Linked DNA regions of Homo sapiens: region 1 is linked to region 2. A link is a loop called in an ENCODE intact Hi-C map of the cell type or tissue named here. Cell type or tissue: endothelial cell of umbilical vein. All regions are shown on one strand. Each heading gives the region's core, and the rest is flanking DNA. Links, peaks and the distances in the headings are about the cores only. Region 1 has its middle 55 kb from the start of LINC02118. Region 2 overlaps LOC105378961 (a long non-coding RNA gene).

What was found. A loop is a pair of places that touch in the nucleus more often than their neighbours do. Peaks named below come from ENCODE experiments on the same cell type or tissue, not always from the same donor. Only the 100,000 strongest peaks of a DNase experiment are listed, where the experiment ranks them.
Region 1: it touches region 2 in a loop (7-fold over the local background); 2 of 110 quality-filtered maps call a loop at or near these places.

Annotation. Positions count from the first base shown.
Region 1 is chr5:52,054,955-52,071,325 of GRCh38, forward strand. No RefSeq gene overlaps it. Among named protein-coding and RNA genes, the nearest start is that of LINC02118, 55 kb to the left of the region's middle. In endothelial cell of umbilical vein, for the core only: no CTCF peak of the experiment used is centred there; a DNase peak (open chromatin) is centred at 8,407; H3K27ac peaks cover 416 bases.
Region 2 is chr5:52,130,517-52,146,887 of GRCh38, forward strand. LOC105378961 (a long non-coding RNA gene) reads left to right here. Exons shown (of 4, transcript XR_948318.2): 3 at 1,744-1,863; 4 at 6,680-6,974. Among named protein-coding and RNA genes, the nearest start is that of LINC02118, 130 kb to the left of the region's middle. In endothelial cell of umbilical vein, for the core only: no CTCF peak of the experiment used is centred there; a DNase peak (open chromatin) is centred at 9,755.

The DNA of each region.
Region 1 (16,371 bases), core at 3,816-11,815, 77 kb before region 2:
TGAAGAAAAAACAGGTCACTTGAACAATTCTGGTGGGAATGTAAAATAATTCAGCCACTCTGGAAAGTAATATGTGACTTCTTACAATCCAAACACTTCCTTATCATACTATCCAGCAACTGCACTCTTGAACATTTATCCCAGAGATAAGAAAACACGATAATCTGTACATGCGTTTTCATGGTGGTGTCCTGGAGATAAGAAAACACAATAATCTTTACATGCGTTTTCATTCATAATAGCCCAAACTATGCACAACTAATGCTCTTCAACTTGTGAATGGTTAAACAGAATGTAATACTCGGTGATGTAAAAAAATGAACACAACAATTTGAATGCATTGTAAGGGAATTATGCTGAATGAAATATAAAGCCAATACAAAAGTATGGACTGTATGGTTTCACTTATATAAATCTTGAAGTGAGAAAATAATACAGATAAAGAACAGCTTAATGGCTGCCAATGGTTGGTTAAAAAGCGGTAGAGCAATAGAGGAGTCTGTACTTGTGATGAAACTGCTCTGTATCTTGACTGTAGTGGTGGTCTAAAAAATCTTTGCAAGTCTTATTAAGATGTTGAAAAGGAATAATAAAGACATTTAAATGATACCTATTTCAACGTATGAAAGAATATTATGTACATCATTACACCAGTGAATCTCCATTATTAGGTTTATGTTTCTCATAGGTGCAATTTTGAGGATTATTTTGTTAGTTTGTGTAAAGGCTGTCCAATGTATTGGATCATGTTTACTGGGCCTTCTATACATTACTGGTATCTAGTGAGTCTACCTAGTTATTGTAAAAGTCAAAAATACTCTCGTACACTCTAGACATCGTCTGTGGGTTGCCCAAGTTGACAACCATCAACCTGGATTAGTCATCTATTTTTCAAAAAATTAAATGATCAAAGTTCCCTCAAAAAATTAAAAAAAAAGTGAATGGCTTAAATTTTTTGAAGATATTGAAAGAAAAGTCGAGTATATGCCTCTTAAAAAGGTGCCAGGACAAGGATATTTTACAGGTGAGTTTTAGCAAACTTTGAAGAAAGAGATAATTCCTTCGCTATTGAAGTAGTACCTATCTGTCTTTGTCTACACAGGCTGCTAAGACAAAATGCCTTAACCAGTGTAATGTATAAACAACAGAAATTTATTGCTCACAGTTCTAGAATCTGGGAAGTTTAAGGTCAAGGTGCCAGCTGATATGGTGTCTGATGAGGACTCATTCTTCCTAGATGGCATCTTCTTTGTATCCTGAGATATCAGAAGGAGAAAGGAGGCTCTTCAAGTCTCCTTTGTGAGAATACTAATTTCATTCATGAGGGTTCCCTGCTCAAGACTTAATCACTCCTAAAGCCCACATCTCTTAATACTATCATATTGAGAATTAAGTTCCAACATGTGAATTTTAGGGAGACACAAACTTTCAGACCATATTACTATCCTAGGAAAAAGATGGAAATATTTTTTGACTGGTTACCAATCAAAATATGTAAGTATGAAATTTTAAAAAGTAATGCAAATTATGAATATTAATGCAATTAAAATATTAATAATAATAAATATAATAACCAAATGCAGCTTATCTCAGAAATACAGGCATACTTAAATGTTCAAAAACATATGAATGAATTTTGTTATTAAAATTTGAATAAAATAAAATTTGTTATCATTGTTATTATTATTTGAGACAGGGTCTTGCTCTGTCACCCAGGCTGGACTGCAGTGGTGGGATCATACCTCACTGTAGCCTCCAAATTTTGGGCTCAAGCAACCTTCCCGACTCAGCCTCCAGAGTTGCTGGGAACACAGGTGTGTGTCACCATATCATGCTTTTTTTTTTTTTTTTTTTTTATGTAGAGCCATGTTCTCTTTTGTCCTGGATGGTCTGGAACTTCCAGGATCAAGTTATTCTCCCTCATTGACCTTCCAAAGTGCTGGGATTATAGGCATGAGCCACTGTGCCCTGCTTAATATTATTTTAATTGATGTTGAAATGTAATTGAAAGAAAATGAAATATTCCTCATTTAAAATTATAAATGAAGAAAAAATAATAACAAGCAGAATAAAACAAACTTGGTTAATTTTTATTTCAATTTTATTTTAGATTCAGGGTTACATGTGCAGGTTTTCTATATAGGTAAATTGCATGTCACAGGGTTTTGGTGTACAAATTGTTTTGTCACCTAGGTAATAAGCATAGTACCTGATAGGTAGTTTTTCAATCCTGTCCCTCCTCCCAACCTCCACCCTCAACTAGGCCCTGGTATTTGTTGTTCCCTTCTTTGAGTCCATATGTACTCAATATTTAGCTTCCACTTCTAAGTAAGAACATGTGGTATTTGTTTTTCTGTTTCTGCATTAGTTTGGTTAGGATAATGGCCTTCAGTTCCATCCATTTTGCTGCAAAAGGCATGATATCATTCTGTTTTATGGCTGCATAGTATTGTATGGTGTATATGTATCATATTTTCTTTATCCAGTCTACCATTGATGGATAATTTAGGTTGATTCCTTGTCTTTGCTATTGTGAATAGTGCTGTGATAAATATAAGCATGCCTATGTCTTTATGGTAGAATAATTTATAGTCCTTTGAGTATATACCCAATAATGGGATTGCTGGGGTGAATGGTAGTTCTGTTTTAAGTTCTTTGAGAAATTGCCAAACTACTTACCAAAATGGCTAAACTAGTTTACATTCCCACCAGCAGTGCATTAGTATTCCCTTCTCTCCATAACTTCTCCAGCATCTGTTATTTTTTGACTTTTTAATAACAGCCATTCTGACTGGTGTGAGATGGTACATCATTGTCATTTTAAATTGCATTTCTCTAATGATTAGTGATGTTGAGCATTTTTGCATATGCTTGTTGGCCTCGTGTATGTCTTCTTTTGTAAAGGATATGTTCATGTCCTTTGCCCACTTTTCAATGGGGTTGTTTGTTCTTTGCTTGTAAATTTGTTTAAGTTATTTATAGATTCCGGATAAAATACCTTTGTGAGATGCATAGTTTGAAAATATTTTCTCTCATTCTGTAGGTTGTCTCTTTACTCTGTTGATAATTTCTTTCACTATGCAAGACCTCTTTAGTTTAACTAGGTCTCATTTGTCAATTTTTGTTTTTGTTGAAATTGCTTTTGGCATCTTTGTCATGAAGTCTTTGCTGGGTCTTATGTCCAGAATGGTATCTCCTAGGTTATCTTCCAGGGTTTGTATAGTATTTGGTTTTAGATTTAAGTCTAATCAACTCATGTTGAATTGATTTTTATATACGGTATAAGGAATGGGTACAGCTTCCCTCCTCTGCATATGGCTAGCCAGTTCTCCCAGGACCACCTATTGAATACAGAGTCCATTCTCCATTGCTTGTTTTTGTTAACTTTGTCAAAGATCAGGTGGTTGTAGGTATATGGCATTATTTCTGGGCTTTCTATTCTGTTCCATTAGTTTATGTGTATGTTTTTGTACCAGTAACATGCTGTTTTGATTGCTGTATCCTTGCAGTATAGTTAAACTTGGGTGACATGATGTCTCTAGCTTTGTTTTTTCTGCTTATGGTTGCCTTGGCTATTTGAGCTCTTTTTTGGTTCCCTATGAATTATAAAATAGTTTTTTCTAATTCTGTGAAAAATGTCATTAGCAGTTTGATAGGAACAGCATTGAATCTGTAAATTGCTTTGGGCAATATGGCCATTTTGATAATATAAAAAATTATTTATTCATTAACATTGAGTATAATATGACAGTTTTATGATTCTGTATCATACAAAATATTCTAATTACAATGATTTCAAAAATTTAAACAATGAGTAGAAAAATTAAAGTAACCTAAAATTTCACTACCTAAAAATAAATTTTAAAGAACATATTGGTAAAATTCACATGTCTCTCTATATGTATATCCAAAAATACACTTAACAAGTAGACTCTTAATAAATACATATGTTTTTTATTTAAAGATTAATACATTGTATATCCTTTATTTATTTTCTGGATTTTTTTATTTTCTTCTTTTTATTATACTTTAAGTTCTAGGGTACATGTGCACAATGTGCAGGTTTGTTACATATGTATACATGTGCCATGTTGGTGTGCTGCACTGGTCAACTTGTCATTTACATTAGATATATCTCCTAATGTTATCCCTCTCCCCTCCCCCCACCCCATGACAGGCCCAGGTGTGTGATGTTCCCCACCCTGTGTCCAAGTGTTCTCATTGTTCAATTCCCACCTATGAGTGAGAACATGCAGTGTTTGGTTTTCTGTCCTTGTGATAGTTTGCTCAGAATGATGGTTTCCAGCTTCATCCATGTCCCTACAAAGGACATGAACTCATCCTTTTTTATGGCTGCGTAGTATTCCATGGTGTATATATGCCACATTTTCTTAATCCAGTCTATCATTGGTAGACATTTGGGTTGGTTCCAAGTCTTTGCTATTGTGAATAGTGCCACAATAAACATACACGTGCATGTGTCTTTATAGCAGCATGATTTATAATCCTTTGGGTATACCCAGTAATGGGATGGCTGGGTCAAATGGTATTTCTAGTTCTAGATCCCTGAGGAACCGCCACACTGACTTCCACAAGGGTTGAACTAGTTTACAGTCCCACCAACAGTGTAAAAGTGTTGCTATTTCTCCACAACCTCTCCAGCACCTGTTGTTTCCTGATTTTTTAATGATCGCCATTCTCACTGGTGTGAGATGGTATCTCATTGTGGTTTTCATTTGCATTTCTCTGACGGCCAGTGATGATGAGCATTTTTTTCATGTGTCTATTGGCTACATAAATGTCTTCTTTTTAGAAGTGTCTGTTCATATCCTTCCCCCACTTTTTGATGGGGTTGTTTGATTTTTCTTGTAAATTTGTTTAAGTTCTTTGTAGATTCTGGATATTAGCCCTTTGTCAGATGGGTAGAGTGTAAAAATTTTCTCCCATTGTGTTGGTTGCCTGTTCACTCTGATGGTAGTTTCTTTTGCTGTGCAGAAGCTCTTTAGTTTAATTAGATCCCATTTGTCAATTTTGGCTTTTGTTGCTGATTTTTTTATGTTCTACATCTTTCACTCAGTACTGAAACTGATGGTATTGATAACTTTCTTTCTCTCAAGACTCACTCTAAATACATAAGTAGAATTGCATAAAGATAATATGAATTTGTTACTAGATGGGAAGGTTCAATGTTAAAAAACTATTTTTCCTAAATTTATCTATAATGCAATACAATCTGAATCCAAATCATGACAAGATTTTCTTAAAATTTAACAAGCATTTCACAGAAGAGTAAAAGAAAAAAAATTGAAGAAACAATTTTTTAAATAAGTAGAACAGTTATTCTCAAGCTATTTTATAAAGTATAGATATTATAAAAAGTGGCATTAGCCTGAGAATAGATAAACCCAGTAGGGAAATTGGTCAATAAATTATACTAGTAATATTATGGAATGCTGAGTAGCAGTAAAATTTTAAAACATAAAACCTTATACCATCAATAAAATTTTTCTAAGCCTCTTAAAACTACAAAGTTGCAAGATAAAGTAGTGTAAAAATCATATAATGGCGTATTTATAATTAATGCCAAATTCTCCTCAAAGACCACTGGAAAATCTGTAGGGATCAAGCATCAAATTGAATTCATTAGAAACTTGCCACTGATCAGATGAATTTATTCACATGAAATTCTGGAGTAACTTGAGTACTTGGGTTTTAGAAAGTTTTATCATGCAGGATTAGGCCACGGGGTACTTAATTTCAGACAAGGATTATTAGGAACAATTCTGCCCAGACAGGGCTTGTATAGAGTTGGCAACTAGGAGAATTTCATTGGTCCAGTAGAGAGGTGAGACTGGGCAAAATTGTCCATGTTTGCACATTTTATACAGTTTGTCAATGAACTTGTTTTTCTGCGGTACATGGAACAAACACAGAAGATTCACCTGGTTATATGGACATATGTATACTGTTCTCCAGAAAACTAATAATCGTGTTTGATACACAGAAAGAAAAGTAATCCTAAATTAAACCTCAAACTGAGACAATTTTTAATGTATTTCAAACATGATTACTAGCATCAAGGAAAACAACTCATATCTGACCTGTTTTCTTTGTCAATGTAAAAATATCTTGGAAATGTTTACCAATAAATGACATCATTCACAAGCAGAACTGACATGAAATAGAATTCTAATCCAACCCACGAAAACATTATGAACATTGTCTTTTTAAAAGATTATTTATCACTTATTTGAAATACAAAGTTTATGCCTGTGTAAGAGTAAAATTATTCTCAACCTTCATAAACTCTTTTATTTTGTTAGGGATATTGCTGATGGTCTCTAGTGGTTTTTTGTTGTTGTTGCTGTTGTTCTTGTTGTTTATTTGTTTTTTGGGTTAAGTCTGTGAATCTCAATGAGGATACTCATAAAATGTTTCTCCATTAGTTAATTTCATGGCACACTGCAGAATGGTGAATATTACTAAGCTTGCAGAAGTGTGCTCAGAATGTAAATAACAACCCACACACAGGTGCCAGAGACCTTTCACTCTCAAGCTTACCTTTTCACACTTCCTCCCTTCCTCCTTTTCTCATTCACTGTAGCAAAGACTGCTAATGTGAGGAACAAGTGAATCCATCAGACTGTCAAGGAAACTATGAATGTGAAGAATTTTAACACAATCAATGACTTGATGAATCTCAAAATGCAGTCAAATGAAGAGTTCAGAGCAAGTATGATCTTGGGACTAGAGAGTATAGTAGAAAGGGTTAGTGCAATCACTCTCTCCCTGTTATATCACTGATACATGTAAGAATTAAATAAAAATAAAAATTCAGTCTGTATACTAGTCATGGAACCAGAAGCCTGGGCTAAATTTAGAATGTCCAGGGTGACAGATTCCTGCACTTAGCATGAATAATACCTAGCTCACAAAGTAAGGAGCTGCAAAAGTATTTTTAAAAACCTACTTTAAAATCAAAGAAGATTTATTATAAGGAAATAGACAATATTTTATGTTTAAAATAGGAGAATGCTAAATATTGTTAAAATGTCAGTTCTTCTAAACTTCATCTGTAGGTTCAACACAATCCCAATTAAAATTCCAGCAATTTATTTTGTAAATATCAACAAACTGATTTGAAAGTCTATATGGAAAGACAGAAGTCCCAAAATAGCCAACATGGTTTTGAAGGGGAAAATTAAAGTTAGAGAACTGGCACTCCCTAACTTCAAGACTCCTAGAAGACAACATGGGAGAAAATCTAGGTGGCCTTGGGTTTGGCAATGAGCATTTAGAGAAAACACTAAAATCACTGTAGTGTGATGGGCCCCTGACTAGCTTATTTACAGATGTGTGTCCTTTGCCTGAACCTTGAAGGCTATACAGTGAACCAAGGCAATGGTGCCCAGGTATGGACAGGTGTCCCTGAGAACCTAAACATCCTGGAGAGTATCTGAGAACCTACCAAGGAAAACAGTTTCATTGTTCAAACACAATGAACAAAGAGCCAGAAAATTAGCTCAAAAACAGTTTAGAGAAGGGAGGTGGCATAGACGTCTAGAGCTGTCCTACCATTATCCAGGAGTGCCCTATATGTAAGTCCTAATAAACTCATCTACTCATCAAACCAGACTTACCCAAGCCATTCTTTGATCTCTCAGCACCTTTCCAGTTTGGGGAAGGAGGGGACATTACAATTCTAAGTTGTTCTCATAACAAACACGATCCATAAAAGAAAAAAAAATGACGAGTTAGAATTTATTAAAATTAAAACCTGTTCCATAAAAGGAGACTGAGAGAAAGTTTTTGCAAAATATACATCTGCTAAAGGACTTATACACAAAGAACTATTAAAATTCAACAATAAGAAAATGAATAACCGAATTAAAATATTAAATATAAGAACAGACACCTTATATATAAGACACCTTATACATATATATTTTCTATGTTTTTTATATATATATATATATATATATATATATACACACACACAAAATAAACTTATGAAAAGATATTCATCTTATGTCATCAGGAAAGAGCAAGTTAAAAGAACAAAGAGATACCACTACGTTCCTATTTGAATGACTAAAATCCAAAACACTAACAATATTAAATGTTGGTGAGGATGTTATGCAGCAGGTACTCTCATTCATTGCTCGTGGGAACGCAAAATGGTACAATCACATTGTAAGACAGTTTAAAAGTTTCTTACAAAACTAAACATACCTTTACCATACAGTCTAGCAATCGTGTTCCTTGGTATTTACCCAAATGAGGTGAAAACTTCTATTCACATAAAAACCTTCATGTCAAAGTTTATAGCAGTTTTATTCATAGCTGCCAAACGTGGAAGCAACCAAGATGCCAATCAATAAGTGAATGGATAAACTGTGTTACATCTATACAATGGAATGTTATTCAGTAATAAAAAGAAATGAGTCATCAGGCCACACAAAAGACATAAAGGAACTTTAAATTCATATTACTAAGCTTGAAAAACAATGTACTATATAATTCCAATTATATGACATTCTGGGAAAGGCAAGACCGGAAACATCAGTGGTTGCAAGGGGCTCAGGAAAAGAGAGCGAAGGCATGACAAACAGGTGGAACACAGGAGAGTTTTCAGTCCCTGAAATTATTCTGGGTGATCCTGTAATGGTGAGTATATGCCATACATTGGTCAAAACACATAGAATGTATAAAACAACGAATGAGCCTTAGCGTAAACTATGCAGGAGAGGAGAAAAGAAGAATATATGGGAATTCTCTATACTCTCCGCTCAATTTTTCTGTAAACCTAAAAGTAGTCTAAAAAATAAAGTCTCTTAATTAAAAATTTTAAACAATCCCACTCAAAGAAATAGTAAAAGGGGAATCCTTTACTTATGTCCAGGGCTCAAGAGCAGGATATTTTCCTAGAAGCTTCCTGGCTGATGTGCTCTTACCTTCTACTGGTAAAATTTGTGTCAAATACCAAATTATATACCTGGTAACTTGATATGGTTTGGTCCTGTTTCCCCACCCAAATCTCATCTCAAATTGTAATCCCCAAGTGTCGGAGGAGGGGCCTGGTAGAAGTTCACTGGATCATGGGGGCAGATTTCCCCCTTGCAGTTCTCATGATACTGAGTGAGTTCTCACGAGATCTGATGGTTTAAAAGTATGTGGCACTTCCCATTCTCTCTCCCTCTCCTGCTTCACCATGGTAAGATGCGCTTACTTCCCCTTTGCCTTCTGCCATAATCATAAGTCTCCTGGGGCCTGCCAGTCATGATTCCTTTTGAGCTTGTAGAGTTGTGAGTCAATTAAACCTGTTTTCTTCATAAATTACCCAGTCTCAGGTAGTTCTTTATGGCAGTGTGAGAACAGACTAATAGACAAAGGTAATGAAAATGTCATTGTTGATTTAGCCTAAGCCGAATTTTCCCTCTGGATCTCAGAAGGGGCCCTGGGGTATGTCTGTTTTGTGGGTAACCAACAGTGTCTGCTACAAATTGGGATGTTTGAAATACAGCTAAACCCTATAGGCTTCCAACATTCTGGCCAATTAGGATGATAAAAATAGAGAAGTTATAATAGAACATATAAATAGTATTTTTTTTACTCTTTAGATAATCATGTAAAGACATATCAACAAAGAACCTAAAAGACTGCTTTTAAAAAATAGCATATAAACTTTTGAACTCAGTTTGATTGATCAGGGAACAATTAACAACATGCATTTGTCTATACTCACATGCATACACACTGATTCAAAAAATTATTCAAATAAAGCTATGTGTTCAGGAATATTTAGTATACTAAAATAGAAAAATGAAATGGTATCAGGAAGTCTGTAATGTAGTTTATGTTGTTCAAATCATGTGGGTACAAAAAATCTGAGCTGACATATTTAGCAGCTTCTAATACTAAATACTCAAATACTATGATTGAAATATATAAAAAAAATGGCAGTTCCAAAATGTCAATGAAAATAATAAAATGAGATTATTCTGTATTCCCAAAAGAAAGAAACCAGTGCCTAAAGGAGGCATGGAAAGGACTCATTGCTCATTTCCCACTGCCTTAGCTGAAATTAGACTCTGAAAGTAGGGGGTTCCTAAAGGTTGTTGATTTTGGTCAATGGTTCCAGAGATCTGGACTAGGTAACTGATAATGAATCAATAAAAGGATACATTGTTGAGTGGTCAAAAATCTGTGCAACTGAGACCATTCTGTAGGGACCTTTTAATAAGCCCAGAGCATATCATAGATTAATCACTAGATAATAAAAGTTGAAGAACATTTTACGTCTGCCTCCTGCCCCAGTAATCAAGGGTGCCTTATAAGTCCCTTTTACCCCCAGGTTGCACATGAATGACTACTAAGCCTGTTCCCATAAGCATGCAACACCAGTTTCAGAGGTAGCCTGATTCTGAAAGTGAGAGGCAAGTAGTTGAGAAAAGGAGCTGTGAGGTTATACCTATGCAAATCTGATTGCCACAAAAATGATAGGACTAAACATTGACTAAGAATAGGGCATAAGAGATAGCTAACATACGTACCAAGAGGATACATTGTGCATTTGTTATTTCTTATTGTTGTATAACACATGACTATAAATGCAGTGAATTAAAACATCACCTGTTTATTAGTTCATAGTTCTGTAGGTAAGAAGTACACATGGACTTAACCAGGTTCTTTGCTTAGGGTCTTACAGTGCCGAAATCAAGCTGGACTTTTATCTGCAGCTTCTGGGGAAGAATTTCCTTCTAAGATTATTCAAGTTTTTGGTAGAATTAAGCTCATTATCCTTGTAGGACTGAAGTCCACTCTTGGTTGGGGATTGATTTAGCTCCTGGTATCCCTCTCAGGTACTTGCCACATGGTCACCTCTAGTGCAGCAATAAAGAGCCTCCATTGTCAAATATCTTTCATGCTTTAAATCTCTAACTTCCAGTTCTGCTAACATATAAGACTTTCCATCCTCCCAGATTATTTCCCTATTTGAAAATCGCTTGATTCATAACTTTAATTAAATCTGCAAAATCTCTCTTGCCATGAAAGGATCACAATGGAAACCATCTGAAAATATAGCCTACCACAGTGGTGCAGAAGTGTTCAATACTCACACACTGAAACATTTTATAGTGAGGTTTTAGGGCATCACAATAAAAATAGAAAACTAAACGTTTCTCCAGAGAATAAACTAGATTATTTACAAAGGAATGAGGATCTGTTTAACATCAAACTTCTCAAAGCAGGATTGAATACTGAAGGATAGAGGAGAGATGCTTGCACATTTGTGAAGAAAAATAATTTTGAATATTGGTGTCTATGCCCAATTATATATGAAAACCAAGTAAATATTTTAGACATAACAAAAACTCAGAATGCTTTAAAATTACTGAACTTTTTCTGAAAAATTTACCAGAGAATATATTATACAGACAAAATGTAATTAGAGTAAGAAGTCAGACTCAAGGAGAAATGGAAAGGGGAAAAATAGTAAAACATTGTTATTTCCCAATAATCTAATTATATAAAGGTAACATGGAATCAAAATACCAAATAATTATCTGGTGATTATTGCCAGATTAGAAAACTTTATTTCTAGTCTGGTAGAAAGATAATTTCAAGTATTGATGATAACAATAGTTAACCACAGAAATAACAGAACTAGAAAATAAATGTAACTTCAAAATTATTCTGAACTGTGCTATCTATAGAGACTTGCCTGAAGCCAAAATGGAATATTGAATATAAAGAAAATGAAAAAAAATGTGCTATGCAATTGCTAACAAGATGAAAACAGGTGGTACTTATACCAAAAATAGAATTGTGGGTACAAAGCTGTAAATGTGTCAAAGAATGATAATCTGTAATAATATTGTTACCATTTATTGAGAGCTTAGTAAGCCCAGGTAATGTTCTAAGTATTAACTCTTTCAATATCTGTAACAAAGCTATGAGATAAACACTGTTATTACATTCATCCCATTTTACAGAGATGGGAACTGAGGCCCCCAAGGGTGTAATGGGCATGCCCAATTATGCAGCTAATAAATGGTAAAGTCTTGATTCCAAGTCAAGTGTTCTGATTTTAGAAGTAGTACAGTTAAATGTGATAGTAACCTTTCTTATCTTTTTTTATGTTCATAATAGGGATAGTTAATTTTCTCTATCATCTATCTATCTATTCGTCTATCAATCAATCTGTCTGAATCTAGACACAGAATTAACAATATATAAAAAGCAAAATTAATAAAACTGAGATAAGTAGACAAAGATACAAAGTATATATTTTAAACAATTTTCTCCAAAATCGATTGAAACGTGTCAACAAAAAATTAATGGATCTATTGAAAATGTCAGCAAATTAGTTATGAGAAAGTTGACATTTTCTAGTGAGTAAAGTAATAGATGACCATGAATTATCAAAAGAACTTCTAGTCAGAAAATTATAACTTGTTAAATTAAAGTTAGGTAGTCAGAAGGAATCACAGCATGACATTCAGAAACTAGTAAGTATGGAATAGTTTCAAAATTATGTGACTCAAGAAGACTTAATTTACATGGAGAATGTATACAAGAAACAATAACTGGGGAAACAAATGTGTTAAGCAAAGAAGTTGTAAGTAGGCAGCAGAAGAAAGTTGTAAGTATGCATACAGACAGCTTTTATCTGTTATTACAAAAAGAGATTTTAGCTTCTGAAATATGAAACAAATTATTGTCTACTCAATCCTCTTATGTGTTTTAACCCACAAAAACCATCAGACATGAAAAAGATAAACACCATTTTTATAAAAACAAGAAAGTATTAGTGATGGTAAGTATAACTTATAGACTACAGAAACAATTATTAGTAATGAGGGATTTCTAAACAATGGGATATATTTTATAATTTTACAAATAAATGTTGATAAACATAGATACAATAATCCCCAGCAAAATACCAGCAAATTAAATTCATCAACACATTAAAGAGATCATTCACCATGATCATGTGGGTTCCTTTCAGGAATGCAAGGATGGTTCAACATACACAAATCAATACATGTGATACATCACATTAACAGAATCAAGGACAAGAACCATATGATCATTTTAATACATGCTAAGAAATCATTTAATAAAATTCAGTAATCTTTATGATAAAAATCCTTAACAAATTGAGTATATTAGGAACATATCTCAACACAATAAAGGCCATATATGACAAATATACAGCTAACACCATACTAAATGGGGAAATATTGAGACCTTTTCCTCTAAAATATGGAATATGAAAAGGATGCCCACTTTCACCACTTTTATTCAACATAGTACTGAAAGTTCTAACCAGAGCAGTTAGCCAAGAGGAGGAAATTAAAGGCATCCAAACTGAGAAGGAGCAAGTCAAATTGTCCATGTTTTCAGATGTTATGATCATATATATATAGAGAGAGAAACACTTAAAACTCCATCAAAAAATAATAAATGAATTCAGTAAAGTTGCAGGATAGAAAATCAACATACAAAAATCTATAGTGTTTTTAATATCCCAATAGTGAACTCTTGTATAAAGAAATCAAGAAAGCAATTCCATTTACAATAGCTACAAAAAATAATAAAATACCTGGAAATAAAGTCAACCATGGAGGTAAATGATCTCTACCCTAAAAACAATGAAACATTGATGAAAAAAATTGAAGAGGGCACAATTAAATGGAAAAAATCCCATGTTTATTGATTAGAAGAATTTAAAATATCCCTATTACTCAAAGTGATCTGCAGAGTCAATGCAATTCCTATAAAAATACCAGTGACATTTTTCACAGAAATATAAATAATTAAAATTCATATGAAATGCAAAAGACCACAGATAGCCAAAGCAATCTTGAGCAAAAAAGAACAAAGCTGGAGGTATCACACTACCCAACTTCAAAAATATACTACCAAGCTATAGTTACCAAAAACAGCATGGTACTGTCATAAAAACAGACAAATAGATTAATAGAACAGAAGAGAGAACTCAAAAATAAATGCACATATTACAATCAAATGATTTTTAATGAAATGCCAAGATCACACATTGGGGAAAGGATAGTCTCTTCAATAAATGATACTGGCAAAACTTAGTATCCACATTCAGAAGAATGAAACTAGACCCTGTTCTTTCACTATAAACAAAAATCAACTCAAAATGAATTAAAAAATTAAATATAAGACCCAAAGCTATAAAATCACTAGAAAAAGTCATAGAAAAAATGATTTATAAAATTGGCCTGGACAATAATTTTTTTGAATAAGAACATAAAAGCACAGGAAACAAAAGCAAAATAGACAAAATGGGATTACATAAAACTAAAAAGCTTCTTCACAGCAAAGGAAACAATTAATAGAGTGGAGTGATAACTTACAGAATGGAAAAAAGTATTTGTTTGTATCCTGTCCATTTGAGAAAAGGACAATATCCAGAATACATAAGGAATTCAAACCACTCAATAGCATGAAACCAAAAAATCCAATTGAAAAATGGACAAAAGACATTTCTCCAAAGAAGACATACAAATGGCCAACATATATAAAATGTTCAGCATCACTAATCATCAAGAAAATGCAAATTAAAAGCACAGCAAGATATCACCTCACAACAACTAGAATGGCTACTGTAAAGAAAATAACAAATGCTGGTGAGGATGTGGAGAAAGGAAAACTCTTATGCATTGTTTGTGGGAATGTAAATTAGTACAGCCACTATGAAAAAACAATATGGTGTTTCCTCAAAAATTCAAAATGCCACATAGTCCAGCAATTTCATGTATGAATATATATCCAAAGATTTGAAATCAGTATGTCAAAGAGATGTTGTTTTGAGGTGAGCAGGTCTATGCAAACCTATACCAAAGTCCCATGTTTACTGCAGCACTACTCAACCATAGCCATATGTGGAATCAACCTAATTGCTCATCTACATATGAATGGATATAGCAAATGTGGTATACATATACAATGAAATACCATTCAGTCATAAAACAATTAAATACTGTCATTTGCAGAAATATGGATGGAGGTGGAGGATATTATGTTATGTGGAATAAGCTAGGCACAAAAAGACAAGCACTACCTGATCACACCCATATGTAGCATCTGAAAAAGTTGATTTCTTAGAGGAAGAGAGTAGAATGGTGGTTACCAGAAGTTGAGGAGAGTAGAAGGGAGGGCAGTACCTGGAGAAGTTGGTCAATGGGCACAAAGTTACAGTTAAACAGGAAGTACAAGTTCTGGTATCTTATGACTCAGTAGGATGACTATAGCTAATAACAAGATAGTGCATATTTCCAGATAGCTAGAAGAGAAAATTTTCAATGCTATTACCAAAAAGAAATGATAAATGTTTAATGGGATGGATATGGTAATTACCCTGATTTGACATTAAACAATGTATACATGCATTGAAACACTGAAACATTATATGGAACCACATAGATATGTATAATTATTGTGTATCAATTATAAATAAAAATAATAAAAATGGTGGTTTGCAGGTAACATGAATAGACTTTATTAATGTATTAATAATAATGTAATAATATTCTCAAAATTATGTTAATATAAAAGTAGATTCTGATTCAAATCTGTATATTTGTCTTTTTTCATTTTTATCTACTATTATATATTTCTGTTTACACCAGGCATTATTATTATCAATATTTATTTTCATTTAATCCTTTGAACTAATGGAGCATTTTTTTCTTTCTTGATAAGCAGGATTTATGTAAGAGTTTTTTTGTTTGTTTGTTTGTTTTGTTTTTTGTCATGCTTGCGGATATTGGATGTGGAAGAAAACTCAAAGAAATGTACAATGTATGTCCAAGGTGGCCAGAGTGTCTTGATGGATTCTTGTGCATACACTGTTTCACAAAATTTGAAGCGTCCATCAGAAGATCTTATTGAAAATAAATTTCAAGGAGAAACATCTCCAGTTCAAAAGCTTTCAATCTTACTTTTCTGGTATCTCTCATAATGCTCCCTTTATGGGATACTAGTTTCTAAGACACGAGTAAGAGAGGCAAAATTTATATTTTTTCAAGAGAAAACCCCATAAAACTAAAAGTTTACTCTTTCCATTTGGCCACATGCCACCTTGAGCTACCTATTCTATAATGTATATCATTAGGAAGACATGTTTTCTTGATTATTTGAGAACCAGACTGGTTTCTATAGTATATAGCAGCAGGAAGGAAAAGACTATCAAGCCTGGGTCCCAGAACTGATAACACCTCCATAAATAATAAGGTTGAAAAGAACAAGAACACGGTTTGATACATTTTGATTGAATCAGGGAGGACTAGCTGGAAAGCTTCAAGGTGGCTGTTGATACAGGTTGATCACCAG
Region 2 (16,371 bases), core at 5,427-13,426:
AGTTAGGTTTTATGAATGTGACTCATGAGTGAAACATTTATATAAGTCCTTGGGATATATATATATATATATATATATGTATATATATATGCACACACAAATATATATACACATACACACATACATATATATATATAAACTGTTAGGTTTTGTGAATGTGACTGATGGTTTGTACTCACAAAGCACCTTTATTTATGTCTCCCATTAATTTTATACAGTGGGGTCTCATTACTTACCTAGTCACTCTTAAGTAACAAGAAATATTAACTTACTTTAAGTTGCATCATAGACACGCCTAGATAAAAGCAAAAGTCAGATTTGATTTAAAATGACACTTCCTCCTTCTATGTATCCAGGCCTGGCTATCTTGCAGGCTGGCTATCTCTTGTTGTGGGAGGGAACCATTCCTTCTATCACCCCCTTCTATTCTCACTTCAGTTAGATTGATTTGAAGGCCCGTACAGACAGAGCATGGAAGGAGGACAGTTCATACTTGATTGATAATGCCACGACAATTTAGAAATCTTGCTTTCTGGGCTTGACCAAAGTTTACAACTGGATCTTCCAGAGTGCGTTTCTTGCACAATGGTGTACTCTCTGGTATGACTGAGGCATGAAATATAGCCTAGAGGCCAGGTGGAAACTTTGGTGGAGCCTAGGTAAGAGTACAAATGAGGTTACATAGCATATTTCTAAATATTTAAAAGTTATGAATCAAACTAACAAATTGTTAAATAAAATGCAGTCCATCATCCCAACTTGTTAAACTGAGGAAACAACCAAAAAAATGTAGAATTTTTATATGATTCAGCAAAATATTAAAGAGGTTTTGAGTTAATTATTCTTGTCCATGTGTGTGAAAGGCTTTTGGTTTTATTGGCAATGTTTAGAAATGAAATTGAAATACAGACACATAGTTAATAAATTATTAACTTTATTTTATTTCATAAAACATATATTTTATTTCATAAAACATTTACTTAATTTTGGCGATTTTTCAGTGTTAATTTTGCTATGATGTTTTATGGAGATTTTGACATATTTTACATCTGATTCAAGTAATGGTCTAAAGCAGGGGTCCGCAAATATTTTCTGTAAAGAGGTCGGATAATATGTATTTTATGCTTTGAGAAACATGCAGTGTATTACAACTACTCAGCCTTGCTGTTGTTGCACAAAAGCAGCCGTCAACAACAAGTAAACAAAGAGAGAAGTTGTGTTTCAATAAAACTTTATTTACAAAAACAGGCAGTGGACCATAGCTTGCTAATCCTTTAGCTAAAGGATTAGAAATTTGAAACATAATTATATTTAAAATAAATTCTGCATTGTTATTAAGAGTGTAATTTAGTAAATGTAAATAACTTTTTAAACATCTTCTTTTACATTACAGAGGTCTTTAATTTTTTTACGCCTATTATAAACATTTTTCATATATGTTCTAGTATTTGATATCTATCTAGTAACCATTGTAAAGGATCAGAATTACATTTCCTGTTAGTCCTAAGCACATACAAATTTAAGAATCATATAACTTGTTTTACATTGCAAAATTCCTCAGACATTATATCTGATCTTTGCCAAAACCATACTAATTTGTAGGTACCTCTTGAACAATGAATCAGAATACAAAAAAAACCAAGAAAATGGAAATGTTATTTCATTATGCAATTTCCTTTGAATTTATGTTCTCTGAACAGAATGATTTGACAGGTTAATTAACTTGTCTTTTCTCCTATCCAGGCTCTTCGCCATTCAAATCCTCCCTACACAGTGAAGCATTATCCATCTCTGGTACTGGCAAGGGCAAAACTCAGACTTTTGTTGATGGCATCTGGATGCAATCGTCTTTGAGTACATCAGGTAAGAGTTGTGGTGAAGCATTGCCCTGGAGTCTGCACCTCATTGGTCAGGAGAGTAGACGTCTCTGGTTAATGTTGTCCTGTGCCAGTGCTGAATGTTGGATCCTGAGTCATAGAGAAGAAAACAGTAACTTAGCGGCAAATGGAGAATTTACTGCTGTCTCCAAATGCCAATTATTTTTTTCCCTGAACCAGTATTTGCCAAATCCTAAACCTGCATTTTTGAAAAGGGAGTTTAACGTACGTGAAATCTAGCTTATATATGTATATTCCTAGAATTGCTTCATTGACCACTGCTGTGTAACAGGTCTCTGGGTGATGGTTGGAATTGTGTGTGCAAGTATCTGTCTTTTTACAAAAATCTCCCCAGACAATTCTACTATGAAGCCAAGTTTGGGAACCACTGATCTGGAACATTTAAGAAAAAGAGTCAATAAAGCTTTTTAAAACTTTGATATTACTCTGCCTTACACCAGATTATGTCTCTGGGGACATTTTTATTATGTTAGTTGCATTAGTATATTTGACACTCAAGGCTTCTCAGCCAGACTCTTTCTCTGCAGAGGCAATAATACTGAGAAAGTGATTCTGAGAGTGGCTTAATAAGTTACACTGACCGGTAGCCAAAGCTTCCAAAGCTTTTAAAAAGAGCTAAAATATACTGTTGTGAGACCAGGCAACTTGAACAGCTACTGTTAACTCCTGGAAACTATTGTTTCTGTCCTTGGGTTCTTGTGCATAGTATGGATTCTTAAAGCTACTGGGATCTACTTATCATGGAAACTGTTCTTGATGTCTCATCAACGAATAAGCATTAGTTTTATGTGTTACCCTTTTATTTACCCTTACCATTTCTCTTATTTGGCTTTGTAGCTGTCTTCTGAATTCTATGCCCTCACTTGTGTATACACTTCTGAAGAATACTTTGCCTAACTGGTCACTGCATCCGTATTACACAGCACAGGGCTTACTCCATAATAGATACCCAATAAAAAGTTAAACCAGTACATATTTAATAAATACTTACGCTCTCAATGGAACCAGGTTTACTCAGTGCCATTGACTTCTACTGTTGAGAATGCCACCCCATAGAAGAGCAGAAACAAAAAAGTATTTGCTCTCCACCTCTGGCAGTTAATACTCAAAGAGGGCTGTCATTTGGGAAAACAGATTGAGTGTTGTATTGGGGAAAATCTCTGCTGTTCTAAGAAGGGCCGTCTCTACTGTCTGAACAAAGAGTAGCGATCAAGGGCATTTTTACATGAAGTTTCTTCCTCCCTTACCTCTTAAACCCCATAAGGAAAATTGGTAGGTTGCCATGGGAAATTCAACCCAAGTCTGGAAAACATGGGTTTATAAATTCATTTTTATTTTCCTGTAATACATGTAAATCTCATGCTTACAGAGTTAAACAACCTTGAAAAATATACCAGCCTCTTTCAAAATGTGGGCTATAAGTCATGTGATTTTTTGTGTGTATATGTCATAGGTTTTGGTGGTGATGGAGGGAGGCTAGGGCAGGAAAAAGAAGCTTCTTGTGAAGGATTATGCTGTTGGACCTCTCAGCTGCAAATATACTTAAAATTCTGAACTTGAATTACATTAGATTGTTATTGAAAATTGTTTCAGAACATTGGCTTTTTTGTACTTGTTTTATTCTGTCATTAAATTCAGATTTAAAAGCCTCCCTAGTTTCTTTCTCAAGGCCCCCTCTTCACCCTCTTCACCTCTACCCACTCCACCACTTTCCCTTTCTCCTGTGTTTTACCTGCCATCTGGAACCACTTCCCTGCCTCTCTGGACTTAATTGGCTCTTTTCAAATCATATCTCTAACCCCCATCTCTCCATCAGCCTTATGACTCCTAACCTTAAAGAAACAATCAACCTCTTTTTCCTGAGCCTTGCTGTTTCCCTCTGCTAAAGTTCTTCTTGTCCTATCTAGCCTCTTCTACGCTTCTCCATTGAAGTGGCTATTGGTAATCTGTATGCCGTTACTTGTTCCTTTTTTAAGGTTATTTGAGGAAGCAACTGCATGTGTGCAAAGCCACACAGAAGCGTATTTAATTGTGTTGCATCTTATATAATCAGTATGAGTCACTCAAGTAAAACCCATTATGGAAAAATTACTCTCTAAGGAGTTATAATATTGTGCTTGGGTGGCTTCCTTTTGGTCAGGAAGCAGAGCTGCACTTCCAAGATTCATAATTGGCTTAGAAAGCTCAGACAGTGCATTTCAGTAGGGTTGTAATTGTAATATGTACAAAGGCTTACAGAAATACCCAGAATCAGCACACCCCAACAACAACAGCAAAAAGATACCTCTTTTGAACTTTGGTTTAAAATATTAAATTGAGTAATTTTAAAAAAGATGTTTATGAGTTAAAATAATTCTTAAAATCTATAATGTATAAAAATATCAGCTCAATATAAGCAGTTCTTTATGGTGCACTTATCAAAATACATACAATAATATTTAATTAAAATATAATCTTATCCTTTATTTGTCTTGGAGAAAATTTTCTTTGAGTTTATCATGGGAATGGTATGTGGGTTTCTCATTTATTGTGTAGTTGGGTTTGCTTATTGGCAGCCCAGAAGGGTTTAAAATAATTCAACAGTAGTGTTGAAATAATAAATGTACAATCTCTTTATGAAGCTTTAATATGAAAAAAAAAACTATATTTGGTCAGTGTAGAAATTCAGATGCTGCTATTCTACCCCAATTTGATATCCTTAAATATTCTGTTTTGAGGATTAAAATGTTCTTTTAGGCTGGGTGCGGTGGCTCACGCCTGTAATCCCAGCACTTTGGGAGGCGGAGGCAGGCAGATCACGAGGTCAGGAGATCGAGACCATCCTGGCTAACACTGTGAAACCCTGTCTCTACTAAAAATACAAAAAATTAGCCGGGCGTGGTGACGGGTGCCTGTAGTCCCAGCTACTGGGGAGGCTGAGGCAGGAGAATGGCATGAACCTGGGAGGTGGAGCTTACAATGAGCCAAGATCACACCACTGCACTCCAGCCTGGGTGACAGAGCGAGGCTGGGTCTCAAAAAAAAAAAAAAAATTTGTTTTAGTCCAGTTGGATTGCTACAACAAAGTACCATGGACTACGTAGTTTATAAACAACATAAATTGGTTTCTCTCCATTCCAGAGGGTGGAATGTCCAAGGTCAAAGTGCCAGTGGACTTGGTGTCTGGTGAAGGCCCATTTCCTAGTTCATATAAGGGGACTTTTCTCTGCATCCTCACATAGTGAAAAACAAAAGGCAGCTCCCTGGGGACTCTTTTTAAAGGTTGGATACCATTCACGTGGGCTCTGCTCTCATGACCTAATCACCTCCCAAAGGCCCCACATCCCAATGCCATCACACTGGTGATTAGGTTTCAACATATAAATTTGGAGGAGGTACAAACATTCAGACCATAAAAAATATAGAGACTGAAAATACATAGTGAATTTTTAAATGTTTTCAGCAATCTAGAAGAAATCATCTTTGTTTTAGCTTCTATATCATTATGTAAGATCATTGAAATGGGACTTGCTGATGTTCATTGGAATTTCATACGTGTCTTGAAAACCCATGGAACATACTCCTGCAAGATCATTTTTTATTTTTTTGAGATGGAGTCTCTCTCTGTCGCCCAGGCTGGAGTGCAGTGGCATGGTCTCGGCTCACTGCAAGCTCTGCCTCCCAGGTTCACGCCATTCTCCTGCCTCAGCCTCCCGAGTAGCTGGGACTACAGGTGCCCGCCACCACACCGGGCTAATTTTTTGTATTTTTTTTTAGTAGAGATGGGGTTTCACCTTGTTAGCCAGGATGGTCTCGATCTCCTGACCTCATGATCTGCCTGCCTCAGCCTCCCAAAGTGCTTGGATTACAGGCGTGAGCCACCGCGCCCAGCCCTGCAAGATCATTTTTGAGAACACTTCTCATATTTTTGGAAGCTACAAAATAGATTATTAGTGCATTCTAAGTTGGAATACCATGCTCCTTGTCTCCTCACAGAAGCCAAAATTAGTTTTAACAAGAACACTACAAAATAAACATGTTTAAATAAAATTAAATATTTAATTGATTTTTGCACTGTGTTTTCCAGTAAAGCAAAATAAAACAAAATATTTTAAGATTTATATTTTAGATGATCTGTATTGACTTTCTGATGAGCAAGTAAAATCAAATTAGAAGAATGAGCACATTCTTTTAAGATTATTAGGTTCATTTAACAAACACTTATTGCCAGGCATAATTGCTAATGACCAGAGATGTCAAAAATACCCTCCCATCCTTGAAGGTGCCCATAGACTCTCTAGAAAGGAACATCTCCACGGATCACAGTAGAAGAATCCAGGCAAAATGTGAGAGTAATATGCCAAGATGTGAAAATGTTCAGAAAAACAACATATTATTTTAAATATCTGAGCCAAGTCTCAACCATCAATCTATTTGTTAGGTACAACATTTGCAACAAACCAGCAGCTCTTTACAGCAGCTCTTTCGCGATAGCTCAGTCAGGGCTTGGCTGAAATGAGGTATTTAATACATATTCTGAGAAGTGATAAGAGTAGTGCTACTTAGGATGTATCAGATTTGTTTTATTTCTATCTTTTTTGTTCTCTGATCCAAGATGATACTCTCTGCCCTTCATCTTTGTGGATTACATTGAAAAGAAAATATGATTTTATTTGTTAAGGGAGCTCTTCATGCGCAAATGGGCTACAGTCTCACCTGCTGGCACTAGCTCTGTTTGTGATAGAAATTTCTACAACCTTTTCTTTTCTTTCTGTTTTTTTTTTTTTTTCCTAACCTTCAAGCTTGTTGCAGGATAACACAGAGCACTATCATTGACTCTCATCGTGGCAAAGCAGATGTTCCTTGGCCTTGTGCAAGCCCCACCTGCACCACTCTGGATGTCCCTGACTGCAAGACACACAGTCAAGAGGTCCTAATGTCAGTCACTTGTGCTCTCTAAAAGTGTAGTGCCTCTTTTTCTTTGTCTGCTTTAGACTGTCACGTTAAGGGGAAACAGTGTATGAATGCCAAATAAAAGAAAAGCAACTAAAATTGGTAGACATGCCTTTTTTAGCTTCAGAGAAGTCAGCATTTAATCCAGACATTTAGTGCCTTGGTTTTTATTCAAAATTTAAGACAGACTTTTACACAGATAAATGATTGCACTGACAAGACCCTCTGGGACACTAAACCATTATTTATAATTACTGTTCAAGTGTGTTTTTGAAATTGAAGGTCTGCATGTACCTGCCAAAAAACTATTTTCAAAGAACTTTACTTTATTAATTACACTCATGTTTGTGTATTAAAGAAATCATACAGAATACTTAAATTATAAATAAAAATGGGATTGGAAATACCAGGTAAAAAATGGTTGATTTTCCTAAATTTGAATAAAGTAAAATGAGAAATTTAATCAGGAAAGAGATTATTGTGTAGGTCATTTTTATAACCCTTTTTATTTGTGGAAAAGAAAAGCAGTTTATCTTTTTAGTTATATAATTGCTGTTTAAATCATTTCTTTCTACGAAATTCCATGTTTATGTTAAATCAAAAGATAAAAATGTTAGTGCCCTCTGTAAGGGGGAACTGAAAAGAAAGAAAAATGAGTTAGAAATTCAAGAAATGAAAAGTTCTTCAATTTAAAATTTAGCCTTAGAATATTAATACATTTATTGGATTATCTCAAATGTTAAAAATTGAAACATTTTCCTATTGGATAAATGTTTTGATAAAGTTATAACATGGTGAGCTTGAGTGGGACGGGTCTAATTTTATTTTGACATATAAATAACCTATTATATTATCCATCATCAGAAAAATATCTATTTGATAGAACTCAAGGCTTTGGAATAAAATTTTAGTTTGTAAACAGGTATGTAAATAAAAATAAGAAATGTATATCAGCTTCTGTATGTAAAGCTATTGAATGTAATTAAAATAAACATATTATGTAAATGAACAATAAATCAGACATGATATATTATTGATACTATGGACAGAATCTGAATTTGATAAATTATGATCTAAAATACCAAATTTGTATAAATTATCATGCACTTCAATTACCTTATTGAATTAGAAATGTAATTTTTCCATTTAAAAATATTAGTTATTTTCTCATCTTTTTTGGAATAAGATCTTAAATTGTTTTATTCTTTAATTTAAAATATTATAGATGAATCTAAATTTTAAAATGAGCACATAAATTTAAAAATATTTTAAATCTCATAAAAATACAGTCATTGACTCTTTTAGAAAAACATTCTTAAAATTAATTTATTATTAATTGAAAAATAATAATTGTGTATATTTATGGGGTATGATGTATAGTTTTGATTAATGTGTACCTTGTAGAAAGATCCAATCAAGCTAATTAACTTAATCATTGACTCTTAACAGTATAATAGAAGTGATCACAGAAATTGGAGAAATCTACCTCTAAGTCTTATTTTAATGAAATGATTCAGATTAACATATTTTACTGATACAAAATATAAAGATAAATTTTGTAAACCTAACTTTCAAGTGTATTTTGAAGTTTTTGTTTTTGTTGGTCATTTAATTGTGTTTATAAAATTTTAGGAGATTTTACTTTCTACCTAGGAAATGTCTCAAAATGGACAATATAATTTTACTTATGTCTCCTCTTTGGAAAATTAATAAGTTAATTTTTATTTTGCAACACAGTGAATACATACAAGTGAAAAATTTAAAAAATGTAGTTTTCAAGTTACAAAATGACTGTAAAGTAGTACATCCATTCTGTGCACAGTGGCTCACACCTGTAATCCCAGCATTTTGGGAGGCCGAGGCAGTCAGATCATGAGGTCAGGAGCTCGAGACCAGCCTGGCCAATATGATGAAACCCCATCTCTACTAAAAATAAAAAAATTAGTTGGGCATGGTGGTGCATGCCTGTAGTCCCAGCTACTTGGGAGGCTGAGGCAGAAGAATCACTTGAATTCAGAGGCAGAGGTTGCAGTGAGTTGAGATCATGCCACTGCACTGCAGCCTGGGCAAGAGAGCAAAGCCTCTGTATCAAAAAAATAAAAATAAAAAATAAAAAAAAAAGTAGTACATCCAGCCAGAATATGTCAAAAATAAAGCTTAAGAAACAGCTGCTAAATCAATCTATTACCACTGTGCAACAAAACAATTTTACTTTGTTCCTTATTAGTACAGATGATTTGTTGCAACCATTTCTTTTTTTCTTAGAGTTGAAGAAAATAACCATTTAAGTATGCATTTTGATTATTTTGGTGTATAAAAATGTAGTGTGTCTGTGTGTGTAGGCACATGTGCATGAAGGCATTGATATCAAGAATTTAAAAATGTCACCTTTTTGTACAACTAAGGATATTCTGGAAGTTGCAAACGATTATAAACTGACTTTTTTTTTTCTTCTGTTGAGGCAGAAAGTAGGAGACTTTCAACGTACTTCTCTTAAATCATCTCAGGATATTGCCCAAATATCATTGATTTCCAGTCAATCAGTAATGTAACATCTATTGTCACAGGATGGAATTTAAAGAGTAAAGTCGAAATAATTTGCTTTCAATAAAATAAAGTTAATTGTACTTGACTCTCTGGCTTCAAGAAATGTGGAAAATCTCAACAGTGGCAAGCATAGAAATTAAAATGATTAATGAATAATCAAGAGTCCTATGAGCCAGTGGGTGGTGTGAGAGTCACTCACAATAAAATGGCATAAAGTCCATTCCTATGAAGAAATGACTAAAGTGTACCACAGTCCCAGAGACAAAGAGAAAATTATTAGCTTTTTGTTAGAAAAGAGAACAGGAAACACTGGAAATGACAGGCTGCATAGCTATATCAGCTGTACCAGATTCTTCTGATAACCATGCTACCCAAGCTTGCTGAGACAAGGTGCTATGGTTTGCATATGGTTTATCTGGTCTGCCAAGTCTCATGTTAAATTTAATCCCCACTATTGGAGGTGGGGTCTGGTGGGAGGTGTTTGTATCTTGGCAGTGGATCCTTCATGATTGGCTTGATGCCATCCTAGTGGTAATGAGTAAGTTCTCGCTTTATTAGTTCCCTTCACAGCTGATTGTTTAAAAGAGCCTGGCACCTCCCTCCTCTCTTGTTCTATTCTTTTGCCATGTGATCTCTGCACACGCTCCTTCCTCTTTGCCATCTGTTATGAGTGGAGTATCCTGAAGCCCTCACCAGAAACAGATGCTGGTGTCATGATTCTTGTATGGCCTGCAGAACCGTGAGCCAATAAACCTCTTTTCTTTATAAATTACTGATCCTTAGGTATTCCTTTATAGCGACACAAATGGACTAAGACACAGGATTAAGGCATGAAACTGTTCCAAGTTTTCATTAGGTAAATTAATCAGTCATACCAAGGAAATACAGTCATTCAAGGAAATGTTGAAAAAAGCTTGAAACATAACTCTCAATGAGAATGAAAAGATATTATGAATGAACTATGAAAAGAATTTGGTGGTGGTTTAAAGGTGGGAATAAGAGAGTATATGGAGAAATTTGTGTTTTCGAGTGTCTTGATTAGGCGAACTAAGTTCTCAATAAACAATATAGAAAATGCTTATGAGATCAAGTTGATACAAAGATTAAATGTGATTGGTCTGCAAGACAGACATCTTTGTATTTCATTGGTTTGAACCAAGAAATTTTGCCTTCCTGGAGCTACATTTTGCAATTCTTTATTGCCATGGCAAGGGAAGGGAGTGTCACTGGCATGTAGTAGGTAGAGGCCAAGGATGCTGCTAAACATAGGACAATGCACAGGACAGTGCCTCACAACAACAATTCAACGCAAAATGTCAATAGTGCCGAGACTATATTGGGTAGGTCAGATTAAAAATTAGGTTGTGGGCATCTCCATTAAACTAATTGATCTGAGTATTGTGGTTTACAGACATGTGAGATGGGAGAATTACTCATGCCACAAATAATTGTGAGCACTTTCTCTATGCCAGACATTGTTCTAGGTGCTAGGGATATGAAGTTGAACAAGACGAGAAGACGTTGCCCTTGAGGAAAAGACACTTTCTACTGGAGGAGATAGACAATACCTAGGAAAACAAATACATAAACAAATATGACACTGGTAAAAGTTATGAATAAAATACAAATAGAATGATGTCATGGAGAGTGACCATTTGAGAGAGATTAATTTACAATGAGGGATTAAGTAAGACACTTGATCTAATGATAATGATCCCTTAGCTGAGACCTAATGCCAAAAAGTCTTGGCAAGGGTCATGCTCCCTTAAAATGGCAAGTTCATTTTGTCTATCCAATTTGGAATGTACTACATATGTTTCAGTGCTACAGATATAAATTTGTATGCACTTACAAAATTAGCTGAACTGGCAAATGAAAACAAATCCATGACTGTTTTTGCTTGTGCCTAGGGAGAGTACCTAGCAAAGACATTAAAATCCAAAGCAACCTCCTCAATTTGTGGAGTAATTCTACGTGTATTCAAATAATATGATAAGTAATCTGCAACCCTTATTCAAATAACATAATTTCTGTTTGGTGGAATTCAGCCTAGGAAATAGCAGAGATATAGAAAGATACTTGATTGGCAGTTATTACCGAAAAAGAGTTTCCTTTGTGGAAGTCAATAATTACCAGCATTTAATTGACAGTTTGAATCTATATATAAATTAAATTAAATATTATCAACATAATTATACTAGAAAGGCAGGTTTATAAAATCATTTCAAGTTAACGCAGTACTACAAATATATCAGTGTAATTAAAAACCTACACAGAAATATAAAGAAATGTTTAGACAGAATTCTGAATCCATTGAAGACTTTTGGCTTCTAATATATTTTTAGATGTGTGTTTTACCACATCTATCTATTGCCAGGAGTCATTGCTGACTGAACTAAATTTTTCTGAAAATCCATGGGTGAATCAAAGATTTTTTTTCTATAAACTGTTAAGTATGTCTCCTTCCTACCCATCAAACTTCTTGTCCTTAAACTTCATCATCAATGGCTATTTTCTGCTATTATTTTCAGGACTATTTTGATTTATGTGGAACATTGTAACTGATTTTCAATATGCTTTTTATAATATTTTTCTTAAAGAACTTTGTCTGCCTATTTAGTTCAAAACTTTCTACATAAAACTACTTGCAGGAAAATTGTTTTTCTAATCAAACAATAATGCATCAGTAGATTAAATTATTCTTGAGACAAATAAATCTGTATTATAAGTGACATATAGGATATGCAACTTTACATATATTACATTATAAAGTTCTTATAGTCATCATTCTTTATGTTATCTATACAAATGTGTTGAATGAGATCACCTAATGTGTACTATTTCATCATGGTCTCAATGGTAACACTGTTGTATACTTCTACTTGTTGTTTTACTTTTTTCTAATGCTAAAATTATAGATAAATATAAATAAGATGAATAGTAAACTCTGGATCACAAGAAATAGGCTTGTGATTACCAAAATAATTTATAAATTCTAGACAGCGATGTAAATTTTAAAGGTTAATCTGCTATTTATTGATTTAGAATGATCCATTTTTATAAGGTGTAACTGTTGAGGCCACATCACACCAAGGGAGCTAGTAACAGTGGTCATAAGATTTCTCAGTGCTACATTTTCTAAAGTAAGCCAGAAAGCTCAGCCTATACCACCACCAGATGAAAATCTGTTAAAACTGTTAAAGATGTCAAACTAGCACAATGTTCAAGTCATTCAAGGCAGGGCAAAGAACTAAAGTAGTTTTTGACTAGTTTGTTCTCAACAAAACCTGTTTTTGTGCATTTTCGGCATTCTTATGAATCTCTGAAAAGGTTTTAGTGTAGATTTCACATCAATTTGATAACTTTTGCAATTTATAATTTTAATTAAATGTAAAAGGACTTTATTTTTCTTAAACATGTAACATGTTAAATGTTATATTTAGTTTGTGGAAAATGTAATCCTTGCATAATAAACACATGGAACAAATTATTTTATTATAATTGGTTCAGTGAATAAATGAGTCTTTAATCTGTTAAAATAATTATATATCTACCACAATAAAATCATGTTGGTATTTCAGAATAATAGCACTCATACTACCTAAGCAAGTTACCTAGTGAGTTTGTAAGATTTCCTAACAGGTTTTCTATAAATAGAGGAAACTTAGAATTGTTCATCTTGAAATATGTATGTATCACCTTATAACATTTAAATTTATTAATTATAAAACAATCAATACTTTACAAAAACATTTAAACGTTTCTTTTGAATAGTTTCACTTTCTCACAACATTTTTATTTTTTAAAATTCTAATTCTTTTTGTAATAATTAGCTTTATTTTCACTCAGCCATTGATACTTATACATTTTGAAGGTCAGTAGAAGAGGTCTTTGGTTTTTCTTTAAGTTATATTGCACAAGGCTTAATTATATTCTTGAATTTTATCTGCTGCATCCTTAAATACATACTGAAAAATTGAGAAGACTGGTTTTTTTTTTTATCCTATCAAAGTTGTCTTTGGCCCTGCTGAAACTATTTGCCATTTTTAAGATTGATTACCAACTGCTAGAAGAAAATCTTTAGTTACATAGTCAACATTCAGCAGATATCTTGCATGAGATATCATAAAATGTTTTCTAAGCCAATAATAAATGATGTCAATAGAATATTATTGGGCAATAGAAAGGATGAAGTGCTGATACATGTTTCAACATGGACAGATATCGAAAGCATTGTGATAAGTGAGTGTTCTAAAATTAGATGGTGATGATTGCACAACTCCGTGATTATACTCAAAAAACACTAAATTATACACCTTTAAATTATGAATGTGGCTGGGCGCAGTGGCTCACACCTGTAATCCCAGCACTTTGGGAGGCCAAGGCAGGCAGATCACTTCAGGTCAGGAGTTCGAGACCAGCCTGGCCAACATGGTGAAACCCCGTCTCTACTAAAAATACAAAAATCAGCTGGGCATGGTGGTGTGCATCTACTCAGGACACTGAGGCATGAAAATCACTTGAATCCTGGAAGTGAAGGTTGCAGTGAGTGGAGATTACACCACTGCACTCCAGCCTGGGCAACAGAGCGAGACTCCAACTCAAAAAAAAAAATCATGAATTTTATGGTAGGCAAGTGATATCTCAATAAATCTGTTATTTAAAAATAATAATAAAGCAGCATTATTCTTTTGGTCTTTATTTTATTTATCTATACTGATTAATATAATATATACTAAAGCATTTTTCTCATTTTTGTTAATGATGTGTTAGAGTTGCTTTTCCCAGTTAATGGCCTTTGAGTGCTCCATTTAATTCCCTTTTAGTGTGAAAACAGTCTTTTAAAAATTAAAGACTGATAAACATCAAAATTATACAAACTAAGTAGTTCTTTAGTTTTTATAGAGTTCTATAGTTAAATTTATGAGTACAGAATGCTTATTGCTGTTTAAAAAATTGGTTACTCAGATGTTTTGCCCACATTTTAATTGGATTTTTCAGTTTCCTTATTATGAGTTTTAAGACTTTTTTGTACATTTTGGATACAAGTTCTTTATTGGATATGTGTTTGCATTTTTTAAATCCAAGTCTAGGGCTCGTCTTTTCATTCTCTTAATAGTTTTTCACTGAGCACAAGTTTTAATTTTAATGAAATCCAACTTATCAAATTTTTCTTTGGGTATAATTTTCTTGATGTGCCTGAGCAGGTATTCCATCAAAGAAGATATACAGATAGCAAATAAATATGAAAAGTTGCTTAACATTATATATCATTAGGGAACTGCAAAATGAAATCAAAGGCATCAATACATATCTTTTAGAAGGAATAAAATCCAAACCACTGACAACAAATGCTTTGGAGGCTGTGGAACCACAGAAACCCTCATTCACTGCTAATGAGAATCTAAACTGATACAGACACTTTGGAAAGCAGTTTGACAGTTTCTTAATAATGCTAGCATGGTCTTTCCACTCCATCTGGCAATTGTGTTTCTATGTATTTATCCAAAGGAGGTAAAAACTTATGTGCACAGAAAAACCTGCACATGAATGTGTATAGCAGCTTTATTCATAACAAAATTGGAAATAATGAGGATGTCCTTAATGGTTGAATGGTAGGCAAACTGTTGTATGCCCATAAAATGAAAAATTATTCAGCAACCTAAAAATGAGCTATCAAGCTACAAAAAGATATGGAGGAACTTTATATGCATATTGTTAGTTGTTAGAAGCCAGTCTGAAAAGGCAACATACTGTATGATTCCAACTATATGACGTCCTAGAAAAGACAAAACAATAGAGAGAGTAAAAAAGATCAGTAGTTGCCAGAGGTTGGTTCGGGGTATTGTGGAAGATAAGGCATTGAAACTCTTGTATGATACTATAATGGTAGATATACGGCGTTGTGCATTTGGAAACATCCACACAACTGCACAACACAAAAAGTAAACTCTAATGTGAACAATGAACTTTTGTTAACAATAATGTATCAATATTGGTTCATTAATTATAAAAAATGTACTATATCAATTCAAGACATCTGTAAGAGGCAGCTGTGTACAGGGGTGGAACGGAGTGGAAAGTATGTCTTTGCGCTTCTTACTCAGTTTTCTGTAAACCTAAAATTGCTCTGCGAAATAAAGTTCACTAATCAGAAAAAAATTGATTGCTCAATCTTACTGTTATAAGTTTATAAATTTTTTATCGTAAAAGATGATTGGTATTAAAAACTCATCTAAATTATCAATAAAAACTTACACCTATGAAATATTCAATAGGAGTTTAGATAAATTCTGACATCAAAATTATCCTATCTTTGGGAGGAGAGCCCCAAGACACTTTTTTCTCAGCTGGCAGAATTTGATATGCAGGAAAACAAGAAGGATAAGTGAAAAGGCAGGTAGCAAAGGGAAAGGTTGTTAGTTGAAATCAAATTTTCATCTCAAGCCTTCATAAGAAATATGATTTAAATATCTAATAAAGCTCTGGATAGAGGTTCGACACCGTGGAAAAAAATTAATCTAGATGTGGTAACTGTTGTCCTATTTCAAGGTATTTGACTTTGTTACTGCATCATCCTTAAAATTCACCAACTTTTCTAGACTAATTTCCCTTCTCTGTTATCTGGAAAAGTTACTCAAGAGGTGGACTAAGATATTTCCCAGGTTTCAAATTATATCCTTTTAAGGAAAAAAAATTTACCTCTCCTAAGCAAATATCTAAGAGAATATGTTAAATTCTTAAAGATGAAAGTTGGAGGTTGGAAAACCTAACGTTAGCTCATCATCTACAATAATCCTCAAAATTCTAAGATACAATTAGAAATGGATCACAAGTATCAAACTATTAAAAATAAGCCAACATACAAACTCATATGTTCATATTTGAGAGCTTTGCTGTGCTATCAATACTTTCTATCTTAGTAAAGAATAAGCAAGATTAAGCAAGGCTCTATGCATTGCTCGCAATGCTTTTACTATGACCATGCAATTGA